2 separate regions of the Homo sapiens genome follow, and region 2 is linked to region 1. The links are chromatin loops, found by intact Hi-C in ENCODE. Cell type or tissue: K562. All regions are shown on one strand.

Region 1 (8,000 bases):
AACTAGGTGTATGGCAAATTTTGAAAATGCCTGAACAGCCCTACAATAGATTGTGAACACGCCCTGCCCCAGTGACCAGGTTGTACTAGTGTAATAAGGCTGGTCCCTGCCACAAGTCCCCCTTCTTTCCTTCCCCTGAATGTCACCTAGTGACATTCAAACACACCAATGAAATCCCCTCATGCCTTTTCCTTGTATATGCCTTCCTGACCCACTAAAGAGGCACAGTTTGTAGGTCCTCACTCTCTTCGCTCCCCAGTTACTTAGTGAGCCCGCTCACCTGGCCCTTTTCCCATGCGGCCTTCTGCACGATGTGCTGTGCTTTCCTTTCTAGGACCTGCAAGCATAACAGATCATTTAATTGCATATGCCTCTCATAGTATTTCCATGGCCTTACTGAAGTGATCCTTAAAGACCTCACAAGGGGGATTTACTCTCCAATTTACAACACACTGGGATTGGAAGAAAACGCTCTCAATTTGATGAAACTGTATAACAAACATGCTAATGATGAATATTGAAAGTTTCCCCTAAGACTAAGAATAATTCAAGGATAATTTCTATAACCACCTCTATAAAACATTATACTAGAAATTGCAGGCTTTGCAATGAGGAAAAAAAAGACTGAAAAAGGAAGAGATAAAACTGTGGTTATTCTTTGAAATCATAATGGTGTATGAGGAAAACCAAAATATCCTCCAGATAAATTATTAAAACTAATAAGTTAATAAAGCCACACCACTGGATATAAGATCAACATATAAAAGTCAATTGGAATTCTATATACCAACGACAAACATTTAGAAAATAAAATTCAGTAAATTATACCATTTATATTGGCATAAAAATATCAAATACTTTAAAATCCATTTTTAAAAGATATCCAAGACTTCTAAATGGGAAACTACAAAACTTTACTGAGAAAAAGCAGAAGAGATCAATACATGATCATAGATTGGGCGCCTCAATATTGTAAAATGTCAATTCTCCCTAAATTAGTATATAGATTCAATATACAGTAATCCCTATCAAAATCTCATAAGTCTTGGGTTTTTTTTTCTGGTGGAAATTAGTAAACTAATTCTAAGATATATGTGAAATAGCAATGAGCCAAGAATAATCAAGGCAAAATTGAAGGAGAAGAATATTAGAGGACTTAACACTACCAGTTACAGGATTATAAATCTACATTAATTAAAACAGTATGCTATTGACACAGGATAGACAAATAGATCACAAGAGCTCCAAAGAGAGTACAAAAACAGAAACACATATACCATCATTAATCATTAAAGGTGACACTGCATTGTGGTGAGAAAGGGCATTGTCCTGAATAAATGGTGGTAGGTTAACTGGATACCCATATTGTAAAAAATATTTTTGTACCTCACTTCACATGATACAGGAAAATCAATCCCAGGTGGGTTGCTGGTAAAAATGTAAAAGGTGAAACACGAAATCCTCAGAAAGATAACATATGGGAATATATTCATGATTTGGGGGTAAACAAAGTTTTCTTAAACAGGACACAAACAGCATTAACAATAGAGGAAAAAAGAAATAAGTAAACAATAAATGTTAAAAGGAGGTAATAAAGGAAAAGGTAAGAAATTAGATTATATTAAAATTAGGAACTTCTGTTCACCAAAAGACACCATTATGAGAGTGAAAAGTGGGAAACAATAATTGCATTACAGATGACTTACAAAGGAATCATATTCAGAATATATATTGAACTCCAATAAATCATTAAGAAAAAGATAACCCAGTATAAAATGGCCAAAAGACTTGGATATTCTCACACAAGAAGATACTCAAATGCAAACCAACATATAAAAAGTGCTCGACCTCATTATTTATCAGGAGAGTGTGAATTTAAAACACAATGAGATATCTATACACGTCCACCAGAATGGCTAAAATTAAAAATACTGCCAATACCTAGTATTGGAGAAGATGTGAAGAAACTGGAATTCTCATACACTGTTGGTGAAGTATAATCATTTTGACAGTTCTATAATATCTCCTAAAGCTGAATACACATATATTATTAACCAGCAACTTCACTCCCAAACCTAACAGAAATGTGTACACGTGGTCACCAAAAGACCTGTACAAAAATGTCCATAGCTGCTCTTTGCATAATAATGAAAAGCTGAAAACAATTAAAATGTTCATCAATAGTAGAACAGATTAAAACTTGTAATACAGTGCAATTCAAGTCAGAAATGATAGAGTCTTCCAAACATAATATTGAGCAAAATATGCCAGACACAAGAAAGTATATTCTATATTAGGCCATTATATACAGTTCAAAACTAAGCAAAATTAAACTCTGGTTTTAGAACTCCAGGGAGTTCAGTCTCTCCTTTGGGGACAGGCTGAAAGCCGGTGTGAAGAGAGTTTTTGCTTCTTGTCAGTATTGCATTTCATGATCTAAATGGTGATCATATAGGTGGATTTGTTTTGTGAAAATTTGTTAAGCTGTATGCTAATGATTTGTGTACATCTCTGTGTGTATGTTTCATTTTAATAAAAAGGTTTATTTAAGGTAATTTCTTTAAGAAATATCAATACTTTTTTTTCTACTTAGCATTCATAAGAATACAAACATGTGGCAGGGAACAGTGATGGGACCTACAGCTTACATCAGGGAAAATTTCAGACATAACATGGTGCTGTCACCCTGCATGTAGTATCTATATGAAATGGTATAAAAGAGGAGGCTAAAAGAAACAGCATTAAGTTTTCAGGATTTTCTGTAAATACGCTGCTTAGTATGTTATTCATTTTTTTTTCTTGGTGAAGAATAGCAGAAATTTTTTTCTTGTGTATAGTTGTAGATCAGCACCCCAAATCATGCAAGAAATCAGTTTTTTCTCTTCCCATTGGCTTCTAAAAAACTCAGCCCTAAATTTGTGTATACCCTTAGATCAGTAGTTTTAAAACTTTCTTTGCCATGGCCACAGAGAGAAATTTTATATCATGACCTAATGCACAAACACACACATAAATCTGAAAGTTACGTAAAGGATATAATACCCTTACTTTGTGCAATGCCCTCCGATATTCTGTTCTTGCCTTCACATCCTAATCCTTTCAAAATGATGGGCACTTACTAAGATGGTTTCCCAGGCCATTAATGTGTTGCAACGAAGTTTGAAAAACATTGTCTTCTAGACAATGGTACATATTAGGCATTCAATAAAATGTTATTGAATGAACAGTGGTATGCATTTTGTTAATTTGGCCTAAACTCCAATTTGTTGTTAGCCTTGTTTTCCTTTGCCTTCTCACCTTTTGTTCTTATTTAGGTCAACTTCTTATAGTGTATGCATCTTTAGAAATTGTCTTAATCTTTTCCAGAACAAGTCCTTAAAACACACTCTCAAAGTCACACAGTAAATCAGTCAGAGCAGAGACAGGAGAGAAAAGGTCATCCCAAGGCACCCAAGGTGCTGGGAATGAGAAGCTTAACACCTGTAGGACAGACACTTCCTGTCCCACCTCTGTAACAATGTCTGTAGTGCTAGACACATGAGAGCAGATGGTGACCGGGACTAAGTGCCTGGAGCTCACCTCTAACCTTACAGGGAACCCTATATACTCTTGCTTTCCATGAAGTTCTCTTGCATTTCCGACAGATGGGAGAGAGTGAGCCAGCTCATTCTGAGAAACACAAAGACACTTTTTGGAAGAGGAACAAAGGGTTCTGCAACTGACAATGAAGAATGGTGTGAGCATCTATGTGTATCACTGTGATAAAGAAGCTCATGGTCTTGAGTTTCCTTTATCTCTCTTTTGAGGGTGTAAAGTCTTTCTCAGGCCATTGACATTTTGTGTCAACAGAAAAGCTAGCAAACATGTTGGAAGGAACTAGTTCAGGCATGTGAGAATAAACCTTATCTTTCTAACACAGGAACAAATTTAACCTTAATAAAACTTTTATTTTAAAAACATTCCTGTTAGTACTATTAAACAAAACTTCCATACAAAAGTTCTTGGATCACTTTTGGGCAAGCTGCCATTCTGGCTTATCTTCAACAACCAAAGAAACGAAAACATGTTTTAGGCCAAGCACCATGGTCCAGTTCAGTAATGCTGTCCCTATGAGGATAGGGCTGTGAGCTAGAGAAGAGAGGTGAACGTGACTGGTCATTGCTTTAGCTAGAAAGGGTCAAAAATGACAAGGAATGTAACAGGGCTTAATGGACCAGAAGCCAAAAATGCAGTCTAAGATTTGCCTTCACAGATGTCTACAGGAACATTTGTTTTAGCAGTATGAAATCAGAAGCAGCCTGCAAATTTCAAACCGGGGTGGTTGGTTTTAAAAGGTCTTTGCGCAGCCATTCAAACTCAAACCTACAAACGCACAATGCAAGAATTCATCACAACAAAATATTAAATGTAAACAGCAGGATGAAAAACTATACACACAAAATATGAATTCAACCATATTTTAAGCATACACATATACTACATATCCATAGAAAAAGACTTGGAAGAAACACTCCAAAATATTAAGAAGAGCTATAAACACTGGCTAGTGAAATTAAGAATGAATATTCAATTTCTTTTTTATTCTTTTCCTTGTTTTTCAAATTCCCACTTTAGGTATAGATTGCTTTGATTGCTTGATAAATAAAGCTATTTTTAAAAATGTAATACTATATTTCTTTATAAACTCTAGTTTTTTCATTCATTGATTGACAAATATCTGGATAAAATTTTGTCGATTTTCTCTTTAATGACAACTTCAGGGGTTAAATTGCAATTCAACAAGGAGAGCAGGCAGACTGAACACAAGAGTGAATCACATGCAGAGTAAAAGTGAAACATGGATTCTTACCCCCCAAGTATATTTGCATAAAGAAAAACCAACTTACAAAAAAAAAACCTCTTGTCAGAAACACTCTTTGTCTTGTATATTTTTTTCATGTGGGATGTGTAGAATAGTTTAAAACTGTAGTCCATAAGTAACGCTAAAGGTTTAGATAGCCTACACACAGTCAGTGTAAATGTCACACAGCCATGAATTGCTTGGTGTAGAGTTTCACAGTTCTACAGCAACTCATGTCACCCAGCTGGCTACAGGCAAAACTGAGCAATAGACAAATCTCTATAGACATTTGACAAGGAAATGAAGGTCGCACAAAGAAATGAGGCTGTGTATTCAAGCTAGGACCATAGACAATTCACTGTGAATTAGCAAGCACAGAAGCATACAAGTCAAATAAAGTGTCTTCATTTTTCATGTGGTTTCTAGTTACTTTGTCACTTTCCTGAACTGTGCAGGTCAGTGTGGATATCACCAAAGGCTCAGTGTTGCATTGCCAGGTGCAGGAAGGAAAAAGGCAGGTTAATCTGTTTTATCATTTATTTCTCTGACTTTATATATTAGGCGATTCCATATGATAAAAACAAAACAAAGCAAACAAAGGAAAGAAAACTCCTATAAAACTTTGTATTAATAAGCCCCTTAATTTTAAAAAATAGGTTTGTTTTTTATCTCTTAATCTAAATAATGCAATATTTAATAAAGCACATATGCATAGCAAATTTTAAACACTAAGATGAGGGCAAGTCATCTCAATCTCTTGCTAAGCATTGCTAAAATTAAAAAAATCTTAGGAGGATACTAAGTACATCATTTACAATATGGTAGTCTTGTGCCCTGATTTCAATTAAATGCTTCTATTAAGAATTTTAAAGGTTGCATAGTATTCCATGGGGTATATGTGCCACATTTTCTTTATCCAGTCTATCACTGATGGACATTTAGGTTGGTTCCATGTCTTTGCTATTGTGAACAGTGAGGCCATTATCCTTGGTAAACTAACACAGGAACAGAAAGCCAAACACTGCGTGTTCTCACTTATAAGTAGGAGCTAAATGATGAAAATACATGGACACATAAAGGGGAGCAACACACACTAGGGCCTTTTGGGTGGAGGATAGGAGGAGGGAGAGGATCAGAAAAAATAACTAATGAGTAGTAGGCTTAATACCTGGGTGATGAAATAATCTATACAACAAACCCCCATCACACAAATTTACCTATGTAACAAATCTGAACTTGTACCCTTGAACTTAAGATAAAAGTTAAAAAAAAGTTAAAGGAACTTCAAATGCTATCACAAATTGGACAGAAATATGTTTACTTTGGAAGAACACACAAAGCATAATGAGTGACTAGGATCTCACCATTGGGTTTTCTTGTCTATATTGGGAAAGCAAACTTTTTCAACATCTTAGAGTGTCTGCCAATCTTAGGCTAAGACATTGGCTACTGAATTTGGAACTGACACTTGGGCTACTGAGAGTACACACTGGAGGAAGGAGAAGGAAATCCGAATGGAAGGGTAGGAGGGGATGAGTTTCGGCTCTGTCTGGATTTCCACTCTCAAATAAAGGATTACTGTGTCAACTCATGAGTAAAAGTGAAGAGCAAACTTCTAAGTTAATTAAAAGAACTTGGTTTGGAAACAAGATTTTGAATCCCCCAAGGCTGTGAAGACTTTCCTTTCCATCCATCCTCCAATGAGGAGCTCACAGAAGGCTCAAGATAAAAAAGTGGATTTCTCCATAAATCCACATTGATACAGATAAATAAACACATGAGTAAACAAACAAACAAACAGAGGAGAAGGGAAAACTCTTCCTCAAGGCAGAATGGATATTAAAACTAGAGGTGAAAATTTAAGGAGGAAAAGACATTTGTATGGTCTCAAGGTATTTAATTTCACATAACATATATTAATTACAAAGAAGAAAATAGTAACTTTCCAATGAGAAAACCCAACAGACAGCACCTTAACCAAGTGATTAAAACTAACATCCTCAATAATGGAGTAAAGTGGCATCATGTGCTTCCTGATATGATGCACTGAGAAGGACATGAGATCATTAATGTGGTGTTTCCTTCCAAAGGCACATCACCTGAACATATCTTTGAGGAAATATTAGAAATACACACTGGAGACATTCTACAAAATAATTGGCTTGTATCCTCCAAAAATACCAAGGTCAGGAAACACAAAGAAAGGCTGAGGAAATGTTTCTGTATAATAAAGGAGCCTAATGAGACATGACGACCAAATGCAGCATGATATCCTGGAATGGATCCTAATTGGGAAAAAGAATTGTTACCAAAGACATGATTGGACAATGGACAAAATTTGAACAGAGGATGTCAATTCAATAATAGTATGTATCAATGTTGAATTTCCTGGGTTTGATAACCAGCCTGTAGTTATGTAAGAGGCTGTGCTTGTTCTTAGGAAATACACAACGAAACACTTAGGAATGAGGGCATAAAAGACAGTAAGGTGGCTGACAGAGACTTAGTAGTATAAAAAACCACAATTTTTCTACACTGTAATTCCTTCCTGGCTATACCAGAGAGATGCCAGTGAGGTCACGCCAAATGGGCAGTGAGGCTCAGTGCATTCACCTGAAGGCAGAAAGGGTGTACACAAGGTATACGTATATTAGTAAAAACACATGGCAGGGTCATCTGTGGGTCTGGAGGAGTTTCTATAATCTTAGCACTTGTATATCAGAGTCTGGCTTATCATGGAAACTCCTACAAATTAGCTATATGAAAAATACCTTCATTCTATTCCAATGGTTCCCCAAGTCTTAACTCATTCTGGCAACAACTCTAAAGTCCAGAGTCTCATCTAAATATCATCTAAATCAGATATGAGTGAGACTTGAGGTATGATTCATCCTGAGGCAGAATTCTTCTCCAGCTGTGAACCTGTGAAACCAGACAAATTATGTGCTTCCAAAATTCAATGGTGAGAAAGACACAGCATAGACATTCCCATTCCAAACAGAACTAGGAAAAAAGGAGAGGGTGAAGGATCTTGAGCAAGTCCAAATCTAGCAAGACAAATTTAATCAGACTTTAGGATTGAGAATAATCCTCTTTGGTTTGATGCTCTGCCCTTCTGGTCCACTGGTGTGGTGGTGGTCCAGCCCCCAAAACTCCAGGT
Region 2 (8,000 bases), 230 kb after region 1:
TTATAATGTAATTGTTATTTTCTTCAGGGGTTATTTAAAAGCTTAATTATAAAAAATTTTTTATGGGCCATATAGGTAGTAAATGTTAAATAACAAAATATAATTTGTATAACTTTTTTTTTTTTTGACAGAGTCTCGCTCTGTGGCCCAGGCTGGAGTACAGTGGCGCGACCTTGGCTCACTGCAAGCTCTGCCTCCCGGGTTCACATCATTCTCCTGCCTCAGCCTCCCAGTAGCTGGGACAATAGGCACCTGCCACAACGCCCGGCTAATTTTTTGTATTTTTAATAGAGACTGGGTTTCACTGTGTTAGCCAGGATGGTCTCAATCTCCTGACCTCGTGATCCGCCCGCCTCGGCCTCCCAAAGTGCTGAGATTACAGGCGTAAGTCACTGTGTGGGGCCTAACTTGTATAACTTTTCAAATAAAGGGGAAAAAGTGAATATTGTGAATGTAATGTAGAATAATTAAGTCAAGCTAATTAACATATTCATCACCTCATATATTTCCCAATTTTTGTGGTGAGAACATTTGAAATTTACTGTTAGTGATTTTTGAAATGTACATTATTTACTATATTCACCACACCGTGCAATGTATCTCAAAGTAACAAAAAAAGTATTTTTCCTGTCTAATTTGGGTCTTTTACACTTTGACCATCATTTCCCCATGACCCAAAATCCCCAGCCTCTGATAGGCACCATTCTACTCTCTGCTTCTTTGAGTTCAATTGTTTTAAATTTTACATATGAGTGAGAACATGCATCATTTGTGTTTCTGTGTATGGCTTATTTGCTTAGCATAATGTTCTCCTATTCCATCCATATTGTTTCTTTTTTTTTTCTTTTTCTTTTTCTTTTTTTTTTTAAGATGGAGTCTCACTCTGCTGCCCAGGCAGGAGTGCAATGGCACGATCTTGGCGCACTGCAACTTCCACCTCCTGGGTTCAAGCAATTCTCGTGCCTCAGCCTCCCGAGTAGCTGGGACTACAGGTGTGTACCACCATTCCTGTCTAATTTTTGTATTTTTAGTAGAGACAGGGTTTCGCCATGTTAGCCAGGCTGGTCTCAAACTCCTGACCTCAGGTGATCCACCCACCTTGGCCCCCCAAAGTGTTGGGATTATAGGTGTGATCCACCGTGCCCGGCCTCCATCTATGTTGTTTCAAATGACAACATTTCTTTCTTTTTAAAGGCTGACTAGTATTCCACTGTGTGTATACACCACATTTTCTTTACCCATTCATATGCTGAAGGACACTTAGGTTGATTCAATAACTTGGCTATTGTGAAGAATGCTGCAATGAACATGGGAGTGCAGATACCTCTTTGATATACTGACTTCAAGATTTGGGGGTAAATATCCAGAAGTGGAATTGCTGGATTATGTGGTAATTTTATTTTAGTTCTTTTAGCAAACTCCACATTGTTTTTCATAATGGCTGTGTTAATTTACATTCCCTTTAACAGCACGCACGTGTTCCCTTTTCTCCACATTCTCTCCAGTACTTGTCATCTTTTGCCTTTTTGATAGTAGCCATTTTGACAAATGTGAGGTGATATCTCATTTTGGTGTTAATTAGCATTTTCCTAATGATTAATAGTGTTGGGCATTTTTTCATATATGTGATGGTCATTTGCATTTCTTTTTTGAAGAAATGTGTATTCGGGTCCCTTGTAATTGGTGTATTTAAATTCTTTACTTTTCAGGTAATTATTAATTTTTTACTGATTAAATCTGCCATAGTATTTATTTACTTTTTTGGTTTTCTTTGGTTCCCATTCCCATGTTCTTTTCTCTTGACTTCCTGTGGTTTAACTTGAATACTTCTAGAGGTCCATTTTGGTTTGTTTACACTGTTTTTGAGTGTATCTCTTTGTATAGTTTTCAGAGTGGTTGCCTGAGTATTACACTAAGTATTACATGTGACTTATCACAGTCTATTGGTTTCAACATTTTACCACCTTAGTGGAATATGAAAACCTAACTTCCTTTTAGCTTCCTTTACCTTCCTCACTTCTAAATACTGTGTTGAATATGAGATGGTATATAGATTTCTTTGAATAATCAAATGTAATTCATAAAAATCGTGAGAAAAATGATAGTCTATTTTATGTACCTATATTTCTCTTCTTTACGTTTTTTCCTTCCTTCCTGAGACTCCACGTTTCTTTATTTTACCATTTTATTTCTCCTTGAAGCACTTCCCTTATTCAGTCTTTAAGGATAAGGTCCGTCAGCAACAATAACTTTTAAGATTTTTTTTTCCATTGTCTCATTTTAATTTTCAGAGGTTTAATTATGATATGTCTGGGCATGGATTTCTTTGAGTTTGTCCTGTCTGGGATTGACTCAGCTTCTAGGACCTGTAGGTTTATGTGTTTTGCCAAATTTGGAAAAATTTAAGCTGTTATTTCTTTGAATATTTCTTTTTGTCTTACTCTCTTTCTCCTCCTTCTATAACTCTGATGATCTAAATGTTGGATTTTTTCTTACTGCCCCATAGATTCCTGAGGTTCTGTTCATTTTTTTCTCTATTTTTTCTCTATTGTCAGATTACATACATTTTATTTTTCTGTCTTCAAATTTGCTGATTCTACTTTCTGTCATGTCCCACTCTATGAAGTCCATCAAGCGATTTCTTGATTTCTGTTATTGTTGTTTTAGTTCTGTAATTTCCACTTGATACTTTTTAATAATTTCTCTTTCTTTTCTAGGGTTTTCTTTTCTTTCCATTCATTTTAAGGAAATTTGTACTTGATTGTAAAAACATTTTATGACAGCTGGTTTAAAATCCTTCTCAGATAATTCCAACATCCAATTTATCTCAGGATTAGCATCAGTCGATAGTCTTTTCTCATTCAAATTGTAATTTTTTTGGTTCTTGGTATGACAGGTAATTTTTATTGTATCCTGGACATTTTGTGTATTTTGTGAAGAGATTCTAGGTCCTATTTAAATCTTTTAGTTTAACATGCAAGTCACTCTGTTTAGTTTTATCCTGCAGATCCTGGCATACTATCGTGGGCTGTGGTTCCAATGACAGTTTAATTTTTAAAGTCTTTGTGGTGTTATTTTGGTCTGCTTGGGTTTATCTGGTGCCACTGGAACTTCTATTAATCCCTACTGGTGCTGCCTAAGGGGTGGGAGAGGTTTCTCCACACTGGGGCACAGATGTCTCTTGGTGGGGGAAGGGAGTCTCCGGCTCATGAGGACAAAGAGGTTTCCCCGCTCTCATAGTGATAGGATCATGCCTGCCTGTGGGAGACAGAAAGCATTTCTCAGGCCAGGAGCTTGTTGTGGCAGGATCTCCCCTAATGGGCACTCCTGTTTTTCTGGTTGGTGGAGGGAAGTCTCAGGCCTGTGGAGGCAATGAAGCTTCGGCCAGGCTTGTTGTGGTAAGATGCCTCTTGCTGATGCTGCTGGGCCCCTCAGTATCTTTTGGTGGGGGAGGGGAGTCTAAGCACAGCAGAAAAGGGGAACACTTCTCCGGCCAGTTTATTGTTAGTGGGGCTCCCAACCAAACCGCTCTTACAATGGGACTAGAGGCTTACCTGGTGTTGTCAGAGGGTCTGTTCGAGCCATAGGAGGAATGACCTTACCTAGACTGCCTTCTGTTGCTTGTTTAGAGTCAGAAAATGTTGGGTCTGAGCCACCTTTTTCTGTTTGGTGGGGAATGTAAGACACCCTGCTGCTGTGTTTTTCCTCCAATTCTAGATCTCGAACGAGTTTACCTTCTTCTTCATGCTTTTTGCAGTTTTTCTTTGGTTGTCTCTTGTGCTATTCCAAGGGTTCATAATTTTACTGGGCAGAGAGGAGCAGAGAGAAATGGACCTATGCCATCTCATCTAGGACTTTTACCCAAAGTCTTAGGTAAACGTCTTATTCAAATGTAATGCATCTATAGAGAAGGAATATTCTATGCTATGGTTGAATTGTGGCTCCCAAAGAGATGTGTTCAAGTCCTGATCCCTTGAACCGCAGAATGTGACTTTATTTGGAAATAGGGTTGCTGACGTTGTAATGAATTAGATGAGGTCCTACTGCAGGACGGTGGGCCCTTAATCCAGTATGACTGGCGTCCTCACAAGAAGAGGATATTAGAACACAGAGATGCAGACACAGAGAGGGGGACATCAAGTGATCATGGAGGCAGAAATTGAAGTTTTGTAGCTGCAAGCTAAGGAATGCCAAGGGTTGCCAGTAAACCACCGGAGGATAGCAAGAGGCAAGGAAGCATTCTCCTCTACACGTTTCAGGGAGAACATAGCCCCACCAACCCTTGATTTCAGAATTCTAGCCTCCAGAATTGTGAAAACAATACACTTCTATGGTTTTAAGCCATCTAGTTGGTGGTATTTTGTTACAGCAGTACTAGGAAACTCATATACTCTATATTTTGAAAATCTCTCCCAGCCAGAGGAAATATGGCCTGATGGTGATGTCAAACAACTGGTGTGTCACAGAAGTGTCAAATATCTTCCTAGTCTATGACTAAAGTAAGTGCTACTAGCCATTATGTGTATCCTAAGTATTCAACTATTTCTAAAGGAGGGAGATAGGACAGAGTGGTTCCTACATGTTTCTTTTTATAACATATTCTATTTGAATACCTACCTACTGTGACGCACAGAGACAAAGCCTTCTCCGCTGCTTGGCAAACCTTGTATTCATCTCTTGTTGACTCCCTGTCCATTTTTCTCAGATTTTTTCTAAATTTCTAATTTTCTAAATTTCTCTCACACTCTGACTCTCTCCAGATGACCTGCCTTCCTACTCATTTTATGAAATGGGGGATTCATAAATGCATCCTCTCAACTCTCCTCCCATCATCTCCCAAGCAGTGTTCAAATCAGCATTATATCTCCTCCCACATATTTCCACAAACATTCATCTATGAAGATAAAACTCAGCTTCAGGACAGCCAGGTCTATCTGGGGAGAAAGTGTTGGGAAAGTACAAGCGGAAGTATATCATTTAGGTGTACTTCCTGGCATTTCTGGACCTTCAGCTTTTTCATCCATAAAAGGAGGATATGGGATTAGATTATCTTGAGATTTCCTTCCAACCCAATTTCAAAGATCACTTATTGTGATGGATAAATTTGAGAGACAGGCTGTTAGAAGAGAGCAGAAGATCTGTCCAAGAGAATGTGGCAAGTCATAGACCATCTCCTTCTATTAGTTATACTTTACTTTCTGGTGGGAAGTAATGGGCAAAGAAAGGAGTTAGGATGGAATGGGAAACCTTTGGAGAGTCAGTGCACATGATGTAAGGGAAGACGTGTCCAAAGTGAGATGCAAGAATCCTGGAGACTCAATAACAGCCAGTTTTGTAGTCATGCTCTATTCCAGCACCGTCATATAGAAATGTCATATGAGGCACAGAGATGAGCCATATACATGAAAATCAACAGATGAAATCCACATTAATAATATATCTGAGTTAACTCAATATACTCAAAATGCCATCATTTAATCATGTAATCAATATAAAAATTAATGAAATACTTCACTTTTTTTTTCTAAGTGTTTGGACTCCTGTGTGTATTTTTCACTTACATCACATCTCAGTTTGGCTTGTGACATTTGAAGTGCTCAGTAGGCATGTGTGGCTAGTTACTACCATATTTAATAATGTAGGTTTATACTACATACTATTGGTGACTTCTGGTTGTGTATATATTACTTTTTTCAATCATCACTAAACTGTTTGCAAATTATTCCTCTTCTTTTAGGTTTCTTCCTTGCTGTCCTTGTTGCTGGATATTCACCTTCATGTCTGCTATTAGAACTCCAAATTAGGGTTTACAAGGATAATAATGATGCCTCTTAATCCTTCCTTACCTAACCAAAATGATAATATAAAAGAAAGCATACTGCAAAGAAGCCTATAGGTTGTTTTTATTTTATCTTAGTTTTATTTTTAAGAAGAGTCTCCCTGTGTCACCAAGGCTGGAGTGCAGCAGCGTGATCACAGCTCACTTGCAACCTCAACCTCCCAGGCTCAATCGCTCCTCCCACCTCAGTCTCCCGAGTAGCACTGCTGGTGTGTGCCACCACACCCAGTTACTTTTTGTATTTTTTATAGAGACAGAGTCTTGTGTTGCCAAGGCTGGTTTTAAACTCCTCGCCTCAAGTGATCCACCTGCCTCAGCCTCCCAATGTGCTGGAATTACAGGCGTGAGCCGTCACTCCTGGCCAAAAACCTCTAAGTTGTTTAAAATGCTATTTAATGTATTTGTAGTGTTTGATGATTTGCCACGTGTTTTTGCTACAGTGCCTTATTTAATTTTCACAGTCATGCTGTGAGGTTTTCCCACCAGTGTTTCCACCTGCTTTCTAGGCATACCTAAGATGTCAATATGTCAAAAGCTAAAATCATAGTTCTTTATTTCTATGCTTGTTTTTCTTTCTGTATTCTTGATCTTAAAAAGAGTTGTATCATTATTTGCCACATTGGCCTATCTGGCAAACAATCTATACACCTACTGTACTTCTCCCCTCTCTCCTCTTTAAACCTGATATCTAATTAATATACCATCAAGTCCTACTGATTCTATCTTTCAAATATATCTTAATTGTATATGCTGCTTCTGCTTTTTTTAAAAAAATTCTCATTTTGATGTTTGAGTCTGTAACGTTTCATGCCTAAACAGCTGTCATATCCTTCTAACTGGTCTGTGGCTCAATGCCAGTCCCCTACTCAATCTTCTACAATCCCCTTTCTAAAACATAAATTTATCATGACACTTCCCACATGAAATTCTAATGACTCCCCATTGTCTAGACTCATGCCTCTCCAAGTTTAATGTGAGCTCAAACAATCTGGGCATTTTGTTAAAGTGCAGATTCTGACTCAATAGGTCTGGGCTCCAGATTCTGTATTTTGAACAAGTGATGACAACGCTGCTTGCCCACGGACCACACTTTGAGTAGTAGCGGTCTAGGGGATAAAGTTACAAACTCCTTGGAATTGCATTCACTAAGCTCTAAAGACCTGGCCTTTCTCTAGTTCTCAGCCTTAAAACCCGTTTTCCTTCATCTTCAATCAGCCTAAAGTATTTATCTACTCTGTAAACTCTCCAGTCTGAGATAGTCCTTCATTTTTAGCATTTGAAAAAAAGTTCACTTGAGCTAAAACCCCCCAATTTAAAATTCCAGTAACTTTTTGTCTACCCTCACAACCCCATCACTGAAGGCAGCTGAGACAGGACAGGCAACAAGCCCCAACCTCAGCATTCATTCTGCCCTCTTGTGGCTTCTGCTTTCAAATAAATCCAAGGTGAATTTTTTGCTGAGCCTTCATAATTCCATTTATTGCCGGTCCAATTCAGCATATGGTGGGTTGGAGTTGGGGATTGGGGAAGAACTACTCCAGATCCCCGAGGCTGACACTGGTGGATCTTGTTGAAGCTGCGTGATGGCTGGGATCCTTTTGGGGGCTATTCCAGACGGTTCTGTGATCGATGGTATCTCTCCTCTCTCCTTTCATGACCATGGCCCTTTAATGTCAGGCCGCCAATATTGTCCTGTTGTCTGGAATTTTCCTTAGTTTTGTTCAGTGCATAAACCTTCCTTCCTCTTACCAGTCAAGGTACCGGGGTCAAGTCCAATGTCCAGCTCTCAGTCTTTCCTCATCCACATACCCAGAGTGCTGCTACTTTTATGTGTTTCTTAGTTCCCATTCTACAAATCTTTGTAGAGCAACTGCTATGTGTCTGACTCTGTGCTAGGTACTGAGGATATAGCGATGAAGAAGGTAGTCATGACTCCTACACTTAACACAGCTTAAAGGCTGTGAGTGAGACAAACCACTTAAACAGGGAAACAGATGAATGTGTTAAAAAAAAAGAAAAGAAAAGAAAAGAAAGGTAGGGTGCTTTGGGAACCTGTAGCTTGCCCTGTTAGCCTGGAGTTCTGATAATTTAACTCACCCCAAGATATTGATATCTGATGATTACTTGCTGCATCACGGCTGCAGTAGCATTGCCATTTAAA

The links. Peaks named below come from ENCODE experiments on the same cell type or tissue, not always from the same donor. Only the 100,000 strongest peaks of a DNase experiment are listed, where the experiment ranks them.
Region 2: it touches region 1 in a loop (2.9-fold over the local background); 5 of 110 quality-filtered maps call a loop at or near these places.

Annotation. Positions count from the first base shown.
Region 1 is chr3:24,348,278-24,356,277 of GRCh38, forward strand. The region is part of intron 1 of THRB (thyroid hormone receptor beta); the gene reads right to left. Among named protein-coding and RNA genes, the nearest start is that of THRB-AS1, 140 kb to the right of the region's middle. RefSeq lists an enhancer at 3,839-3,983 and a cis regulatory region at 3,902-3,919. In K562, no CTCF peak of the experiment used is centred here; DNase peaks (open chromatin) are centred at 3,704 and 4,114.
Region 2 is chr3:24,575,936-24,583,935 of GRCh38, forward strand. No RefSeq gene overlaps it. Among named protein-coding and RNA genes, the nearest start is that of THRB, 85 kb to the left of the region's middle. In K562, a CTCF peak has its summit at 7,255 (motif pointing left); DNase peaks (open chromatin) are centred at 3,326 and 7,226.